2 separate regions of the Homo sapiens genome follow, and region 2 is linked to region 1. The links are chromatin contacts, found by Hi-C or POLR2A ChIA-PET in ENCODE. All regions are on one chromosome and are shown on one strand. Each heading gives the region's core, a stretch centred on a gene start or an enhancer-like site at or near the end of the contact. The rest is flanking DNA. Distances are from core to core; before and after follow the strand shown.

The links. A loop is a pair of places that touch in the nucleus more often than their neighbours do. ChIA-PET counts read pairs that join two places held with the same protein, here RNA polymerase II (POLR2A). Pooled maps may share reads with other maps.
Region 2: a loop to region 1 is called in a pooled map, with 1.9 times the contacts of the local background. The contact joins two enhancer-like sites. A Hi-C loop is called at or near these places in 1 of 168 maps with a recorded cell type or tissue (B cell) and 4 of 50 pooled maps. POLR2A ChIA-PET finds 5 or more read pairs at or near these places in 5 of 52 experiments (B cell, CD4-positive, alpha-beta T cell, GM12878 and 2 more).

Annotation. Positions count from the first base shown.
Region 1 is chr6:159,078,421-159,082,794 of GRCh38, reverse strand. All of the region lies in intron 3 of LOC112267968, which reads left to right. Among named protein-coding and RNA genes, the nearest start is that of TAGAP, 36 kb to the right of the region's middle. Within about 2 kb of position 2,339, at least 2 of the 41 ENCODE cell types and tissues checked have a DNase peak (open chromatin) inside an H3K27ac peak, as active enhancers do; they include B cell, where a contact is called at or near this core.
Region 2 is chr6:159,124,694-159,129,090 of GRCh38, reverse strand. No RefSeq gene overlaps it. Among named protein-coding and RNA genes, the nearest start is that of FNDC1, 43 kb to the left of the region's middle. RefSeq lists a silencer at 1,273-1,322 and enhancers at 1,713-1,792, 1,279-4,334. Within about 2 kb of position 2,331, at least 12 of the 41 ENCODE cell types and tissues checked have a DNase peak (open chromatin) inside an H3K27ac peak, as active enhancers do; they include B cell, where a contact is called at or near this core.

The DNA.
Region 1 (4,374 bases), core at 1,090-3,589:
TTTAATATTCGTTATAATCTCAAAAATCCTTTTTTTAATAAAGCATATGACTAGTTAAGTAGAAGTAAGATGTTTTGTTTTCTATCATTTTCCACTGTGATTCTGTGGTATGTCAACACCTGCAGAAAGGCCATGTATTTCCAGCCCTGCTCTGAGAGACGAGCTCATTATTAAAAGTAATTTGCATAATGACTTCTTTTCCTCTGGATAGATATCCAGTAGTGAGATTGCTGGACCAAATGGTAGTTCTACTTTTAGTTCTTTAAGGAATCTCTGCACTGTTTTCTATAGTGGTTGTACTCGTTTATATTCCAACCAGCAGTGTAAAAGTGTTCCCTTTTCACCGCATCCCCACCAATATCAATTATTTTCTGATTTTTTGATTATGGCCATTCTTGCAGGAGTAAGGTGGTATAGCATTGTGGTTTTGATTTGCATTTCCCTGATCATTAGTGATGTTGAACATTTTGTCATGTGTTTGTTGGCCATTTGCATATCTTATTTTGGAATTGTCTATTCGTGTCCTTAGCCCATTTTTTGATGGGATTGTTTGGGTTTTTTTCTGGCTAATTTGTTTGAGTTCCTTGTAGATTCTGGATATTAGTCCTTTGTCTGATGTATAGACTGTGAAGAGTTTTCTCCCACTCTGCCGGTTGTCTGTTTACTCTGCTAATTGTTTCTTTTGCTCTGCAGAAACTTTTTAGTTTAATTAAGTCTCACCTATTTATCATTGTTTCCATTCAACCTGGAGGGAATTGGAGACCATTATTCTAAGTGAAGTAACTCAGGAATGGAAAACCAAACATTTTATGCTCTCACTCATAAGTGGGAGCTAAGCTATGAGGATGCAAAGGCATAAGATGATACAATGGACTTTGGGGACTTGGGGGAAAGTGTGGAGGGGGATGGGGGATGAGGGATAAAAGAGTACAAATTGGGTACAGTGTATACTGCTCTGGTGATGGGTGCACCAAAATCTCACAAATCACTGCTAAAGAACTTATTCTTGTAACCCAACACCTCCTGTTCCCCAAATACATATGGAAATTTTTTTAAAAAGCAATTTGCTTTATCTGCTTTTTCTTGGGAGATGAAACTTCTGACCAAGGGGTACTGGATTATCTCACTTAGCTGAGGCTGTTAGGTTTAGTGATGAGCCAGGCAGAGTTTGGGAATGAGTGTGAGCTTTGGACACAGATGGTTTCAAATGCCTGTCTTTTTATTTTGGAGCTCTGTTAAGCTTGGCCACGCATTTCCTCACCTATGAAATACGGAAAATAGAGCTCACTTATAGAGCATTACTAAAGATTTGATGTTAATGGGTCAAGTCCTTGATGCTCAACAAATATTAGTTATTTTCCTTAAATGTTGATTTAAAAACTGAAATGGACTGAATTTTCAGGATAGTGTGAGGATGTAATTACTTGTAATTACTTCTAAATTCCTATAAGTTCTTTTTCTGGGTTTTTTTTGTGTTTTTTTTTTTTTTTTTTTTTAATGGACTCTCGCTGTGTCACCCAGGCTGGAGTGCAGTGGCGCAATCTCAGCTCACTGCAAGTTCCACCTACCGGGTTCATGCCATTCACCTGCCTCAGCCACCCCAGCAGCTGGGACTACAGGCGCCTGCCACCAAGCCCGGCTACATTTTTTGTATTTTTAGTAGAGAGGGGTTTCACCATGTTAGCCAGGATGGTCTCAATCTCCTAACCTCGTGATCCACCCGCACCCGCCTTGGCCTCCCAAAGTGCTGGGATTACAGGCGTGAGCCACCATGCCTGGCCTTGTTTTTTGGTTTGTTTTTTTTTTTGTTTTTTTTGTTTTTTTTTTTTTGTTTTTTTTTTTTAAGGATGTATATTCCCTTGTTCCAGATCTATTTTTTACAGTAACTCCTAATTGTAAGGATGATGGAAAGTTGGTTGTAAGGCAGATTAGCATGACTGCCTCACCACAGAGTGTGGGACCTAAGTGAGGGACTGGGGAAGACCAGACAGGAAGGAGGGCTCTGCTAAAAATAAAACAAAAAGACCCTCGTGGCTCTTCCTTCCTTTTGATGGGTATTGTTAGATTAACCCATAGAGCACAGACAGAAAGAAAGAAAGGGACTGGTCATTTCTCTAAACTCAGGGTGTGAGCTCCACAGTCCTTTCTGCAGAAGGGGAAGCCCCTGAGACCGTTCCTCTGCCAGGCCACCTTGCCCATTAGCAGATGTGCACAGTTACGTTACCCCAGTGTCAACAAAGCACAACTTCCAGTCTGTGCACAAAGTGGGACAGCCCCAGAGCTTGGTAGGAGGTGGAGGATGTGAGGAAGGTTATGGGCTATTTCAAGTTTCTTACAGACTAAGTGTCTCTTACATTGTGCTGTCAACACAAGAGCTAGAATGGACCCCTGCCTGGAGTTCACTTCTGACTGGAAGACCTGTGCTGTCATAGACCTTGGCCAACCTCTGTTTCATTAATCACAATGAAGGCTGCCCCACACCTCTGTCTCTAGAGAGAAGCTAAGTAAGGCAATTCTGCTGGGCCATGAGACTTCCTGTGTGCCTGCTGCTATGCCCAAATGCCACTACACGTGACTTTGGTCTCTTTGAATTAAATGATATAATAAAGAGCTAACATTTTATTCTGTGTTGCCTGTGGACCAGGTAGTAGACTAACATTTTCATATTATTTCTATAATTTGGTCCTCAGACCAACCTATCCTTGGTGTTTTTATTCTTAGCTTGAGGATCGAAACGCTGATGCGTGGGTTATCCCCTTGCCTCAAGTCACAGCATGAGTATGCAGTGAAGTTGGGATTTGAACCTGGATTTTCTTGTGCTTTAGACAGCTATGTGGGGGCCTCATAGTTCTGAGCCCAGATGTTTCAGTAGTTTATTTGGTCTAGGCTTTCTTGATATAGTGAAAAAAAATGCAAAACAAAATTTAAGGAAAAGTTATAAAATAAAACAATTGGTCCCAGGAGGCTATAACCCAATTTCACCAAGATATTCTAATTAAAGGAAGCATTTAAATTTGTCTCCTTCTTCCTCATTTTATAGCCCATATGTTAAATTATCCCAACTCTTGATGGTTCAAATATCCCAGAAGATATTTTCTCCATGAATTGTTCAGGGTTAAGATTTCCTCATTGCAGATCTCTGTTTATTTTTACTATATGCCAAATGTTTTTATTTTCTGCCAAACTGTTCTTCTCTGGAATGCTGTACTCTGTAACCAGGGAGAGACCCAGTGCAAGGCTGGGAGCGGCCGGGAGACAAAAAAAGGACAGCAGCTTTACATAATGTACCCCCTGTCATTTCGAACCTCCTCCACCACAGTTTCCACTGGGACTGGTTCTGCTTGCAGATTCATGCTAGAGACATGAATAATAGAAGTGAACAAATGAAACAGAGGAACTTAAAAACCCATCCACCTTTACTTAGGTAATAGCCACCCTGAAATCCTTTTTTTTTTTTTTTTTTGCTAAAGTGCAGTGGCGCAACCTTGGCTCACCACAACCTCTGCCTCCCAGGTTCAAGCGATTCTCCTGCCTCAGTCTCCTGAGTAGCTGAGAGCACAGGCACCCACCACCACACCCAGCTAATTTTTGTATTTTTAGTAGAGACAGGTTTTCACCATGTTGGCCAGGCTGGTCTCAAACTCCTTACCTCAAGTAAGCCATCTGCCTTGGCCTCCCAAAGTGCTGGAATTACAGGCATGAGCCACCACGCCCAGCCTGAAACTCCATTTTCAAGTATGCACCCACTAAGTCAAGACAGAGAGTCCCCTTTAGCATGAGATTGAGACAATGGGGCGAGGCAGAAGCCAAAATGTTCTCCTTTTCTTCCTTTGCCCAAATCCATTCAATGACCAAGACCATGTCATTCTAACCCATCCCCTCTGCCTCATCCCAGGCCCTCATCATCTCGCATCTGACTATTGCACCTGTCTCCTTACCTGCTCAGCCCATTTCATCCTTCATGCCACCACAGAGGAGTAGTGGCTTCAAGACTGATCTCATCTAGCACCCGCCTCACCTCACTCCCATCTCTTCCAATCCTCAATGGCAAACATCATCTCAATAAAACATCAGTAACATCACCTGCCTTCTTATGAAGCCCCTCCAGCTAGTGTGGCACTAAGAAGGTTTACTCTCTCCTACTTCCTCCCTCTCCTCCCATTGTGCAGGGAAATACTTGGAGTTTCCCAAACTCCCCACGCCTCCCATTCCTGGGTCACCTTGCTGAGTCTTCTCCAAGTCTCTTGCCCCTTTTTCTCCTCTTTGGGATAGCCCACTTCAGCGTCAATGTCACCATGTCATGGAAGTCCACTCCAGCTGCCGCAGGTAGAGTGAGTTGTTCCTTCCTCAAGGTTCCCACTGCCTTTGGCATTG
Region 2 (4,397 bases), core at 1,082-3,581, 46 kb before region 1:
TCAGCTCCCTGCCGGTTCCGGCCACCGAGCACTCTTGTCGGGGAGGCCTCTGATGGGCCTGGGGAGGGCAGGGGGCTCATCCCCTGAGGGAGTGGCCTCTGCGTCACTGTGCCCTGCCTTTTGGCTTGGACTTCAGTCCTCCCTCAGGAGTAAAGAGCTCTTCATTACCAAAGGGGCTGTTGGTTCCGTGACCAGCACCGACAAGAGACAGCGGAACAGCCGAGCTGATGTCCCATCGCTCTGGGAATTCCTGACGCTTTTACTGTGAAGATGAAGCAACCGTAATAGCACGAAGATCGTGGGTCTGTGTGTCTGTGAAGAGAGTCCACCTGCTAGGAGCCGATGAACAATGAATGCCCTGCCCTGCTTGTGTTGCGCGTCGCCAGGCCCGCAGCTCACGTCCCAGAGGATTCCTTGATGTGAATTGGTTGTGCCACAGCAGCAGTTCTGGAAGGAAACTAGGAAGCTAGACTGTACTTTTTGTTTAACCACCATTCACCAAACCGATTTGGAATCTTCTTTTTGGTGCTAGCTGGGGAAGAATGCACACGTGCGGTCTGTTGTGATACGTTTGTGATGGTGCCTAGTGTGGCTCCCAAGAGCACTGCAAGCTCTCAGAAATGCTCTCCCAGGCCTTCAGAGGAGGGAGAGGTTCCTGGGGAAGGCAGGGAAGCCTGTTTCTGTCCTCACACCAGAGAAAGAAACCTAGGAGACAACTGAGACGTGAAATTCCCAGTTTAAGTCCGTTTTTCTTTATGAGGAGGGTCATTTGGAATGATAGCCTCGCTTCCTTCCGGTGGCTGCAGCTATGATATCTTTTCCTCCTGTTTTCTAATGTGTCACTGAGACAGGAAATAAAGCAGAAAGGGACTTGTGAAGCTCTGTCTCTCAGACGGGACCCTCCCCGCAGGAGGTTCACAGGGAGTGAATGAGAACGAGAACATCCCACAACGGTCCTGGTCAGGACGGTCTCCACATCCATGATCCCGTGGTTCCTGGTCCCCTGGTTCCAGGGATGTTTCTGGACTGCCTGTGCTTCCCGGGAGCCAGCTGAGAGAGCAGGGTGTGCTCTCGGATGCTGGTGGGTATGGTCAGTGGGCACAAGCGGACCCTTCCCAGGCGGCAGGTGCCAGGCAGGTGCAGGTGGGTGGTCGGCCGCTGCTGCAGCTCACCCCATGGGTCCCAGGCCGGAAGGGGCTCCCTCAGACCCGGTGCCTTCCTGCAGCTCAGAAGAAAAAGGGTCAGGTAGGCCCCAGAGGGAGCCAGCCGCACCGCTCCACACACCTGTCTCAGCCACAGCCGTGAAACTAAAGATGTATTTTTATTTAGTGACAGCTTTTTGTTAACACGGATGTTTAGAGATTATGGAGAATAAATTGTGGGGAAAATTTTTTTTCACTCTTCTACCATTTGTTGTGGAGAGAAATAGGTAAGTGCAGGGAGTTTGTGATAAAACAGCACCCGGCGGTTCTTCAGAAGTGAATCTGATGGCCGGGCGCAGTGGCTCATGCCTGTAATCCAAACACTTTGGGAGGCCAAGGCAGGCAGATCACCTAAGGTCAGGAATTCAAGACCAGCCTGACCAACATGGCGAAACCCTGTCTCTACTAAAAATAAAAAAATTACCCGGGCATGGTGGCGGGCGCCTGTAATCCCAGCTACTCAGGAGGCTGAGGCAGGAGAATTGCTTGAGCCCAGGAGGTGGAGGTTGCAGTGAGCCGAGATCGCGCCACTGCACTCCAGCCTGGGTGACAGAGCGAGACTCCATCTAAAAAAAAAAAAAAAGAAGAAGTGAATCTGATGTTTGCACTCCACTTTTGAACCATTCACTCTCACTGCTGTCACCAGAAAGACCTGGTGTCGCTGATGCAGGTTCTGGTGGCTGGTTAAGTTTCGATCATCGCCTGGCTTCCTGAGGTCTCGCTGCCTTCTTAGGAAAGGTGACTGGCTTCTGTGTGGGAAGCTATTGTTTAACATGCAATGATGCCATCCTGGCTGCCACTGTGCACTGTCCCATGTATTGAATTTTGACTTTTTCTTTTTAAGTTTCTGTGCTTATCTCTTCTTAGTGTTTACTTTTACCAGTTACAATAATATTACCAAAATAATACACATATAGCTTTGGCAAAAAAAAAAAACAGAAAATGTGAGCAGAATAAGACAGTTCCTTGGGACACAGTTTGGACCCTGACCAAATGCTTTTCTCTAGGCAGAAAGGCTGTCTGCCCGTGAGACAGACACTCAGGAGTGGCCGTTCAGTTGGAAAAGAAGGTCATGCTGCCTGGCCAGGCCCCAGCTCTGCAAGGACACAGGAGTCACACTGCTTGCATCATCCGAGCCTTGCTCCAGAAGGCCTGGCCGCTCTCTTCCCAGGGGTGATTCAGGGACTTAGTCTTGGACCAGACCCCCCTCCACACCTGCCCAGCTCCAGACCCATCTCTTGAATTGAGGGCATCTGCGCTGGACCCAGTGGGTCACTCTGGCAGCTTCATCTGAGCCAAAGATGTGGGTGCCTCCATGGCTGTGTGATTTACCTGTAAGGAAAGCAGTGTTTTACTCAGAGGAGAAGCAAAATCATTTTCCCTGGTCTCAGTGCTACATTATCACTCAGCAATTTGAGGAAATCCTCCGGTTTTCCTATACGAGGAAGCACGCTGCATTGAAGAAAAAAAAAGAGTTGGTTAAACTGAGACCCCAGTATCTGTGAATATGCTCATGGTGCTGCTGCCTGGAACACAGATGCCAAGCAGGGAGACTCATGGCTGTCTGAGCAGCAGCTGACTGTCCATCTCGTGCTAGGCAGAGCCCCTGGACAAGTGGACATAAGACCGGTATTGATTGGCCAGGGCCACGGGGGCTGGGTGTCTTCCAGTCTGCCTGGGACAGCGAAAGCAGCTGTACAGACAGCAACAGTGGGAGGGCTTGCTGGGATGGATGGGGACAGCAGACAGCTTGTCTCCTGTTCAATATCCCCACTGCACTTGGCCTCCTGACATGTCATCAGGAGCCCTGGCAGGGGCTGCTCTGAGCAATAATGTTGGCCCAGAGCAGCTTCCCACATGACCACAGAACCAGCGGTCTGCCCTGTCCTAGGTTAGGTCATCATGGTTTAGAATAAAACAATGAGGCACATTTATTATGGGCATTGAAGGCTTAAGGTTTTCCTTAATTTCCTAATTTTTAGTCAACAGTGATTAGCCTTCATTATGTGTGCCAAGTGGGATTTTAAGGCAGGGGAAATGTAAGATAACTATTGCCATTCAGAGGAGAGTTTTACTGATGTTTCTTTCTTCCTATGTATTTTATGGTATTCATTTTAACCACATTTCATCCAAAAAGTTGATGCAGCTTTAAGATGAATGTTACATTTTACTTTCAAGGAATTATTACTTGTGTTCTCTTTGTAAAGGAAAAATAATATTGTACTTTTATTAAATAATGTACAGATGTTCTCTGTATTTTTGAATCATGATATGGATTATGGATATATTGCTTAACAAATTTTTTTTGGAGCAAAATAAAAAGAGGAGACATTTGTGCTCTGGAATGTTCTTCCCTGTTCAGCAATAGTTTCCCTCCTAGTACTAATTTTTGGTGGTGCTATTAATTTTCATAATTTTCTGCGTCACCATGAGTATTTCCATGGCACCGAGGGAAAACCACATCAGGCTGACTGTCAGATGCCACTTTCCTGCCATTCACCTAAACAGTCCTTCATTTAAATGCCTGCAATAGCAGCACGAATAGAAAAATCATTAAAGAAGAAATACATACATCTGGTTAACAAACATTTGTATAATGTTCGATCTTACAATAATGTTTATAGAAGCAAGTTATAAGGTAAAAAATTTTCCCCTATCAAATTAATAAAGATTTTTAAATATGAGCACCCCCTCTGCTGGCGAGCACAGGGCAAGTGGGCACACTTAAACAACACTAGATGGGGAATGAATAGGTGCAATCCTTTTGTAGTGGTAACATGCATAAATAGGTTTCAAATCATCAGAAGCTTTAGTACAGAAATACACTTCTAGTAATTTGTTCTAAGCTAATAATCCTAAATATTATAAAAGTACCTACAAACATATTTATTATAGCATTGTTTATGATTGTTAAAAATATGAAACCATCTAATTCCTTAAAATTATGTGGGCAGATTAAATTACAGTGCATCCATAACATTAAAAAATACATAATAACAAAACCATAAAAAACTTGTGATGAATATGGAAATGTGTATGCTATTTTATCTTAACTGAAAAAAACCAGGAAACAAAATTGTGTCTTTAAAAGAATCACAACTATGTAAAAATGCATTGAAAAGGATCAGACAAGAAATATACCAAAATATGACCAGCATTTATCTATCTGCCTCTATTTTTCTACATTTTTCAAAT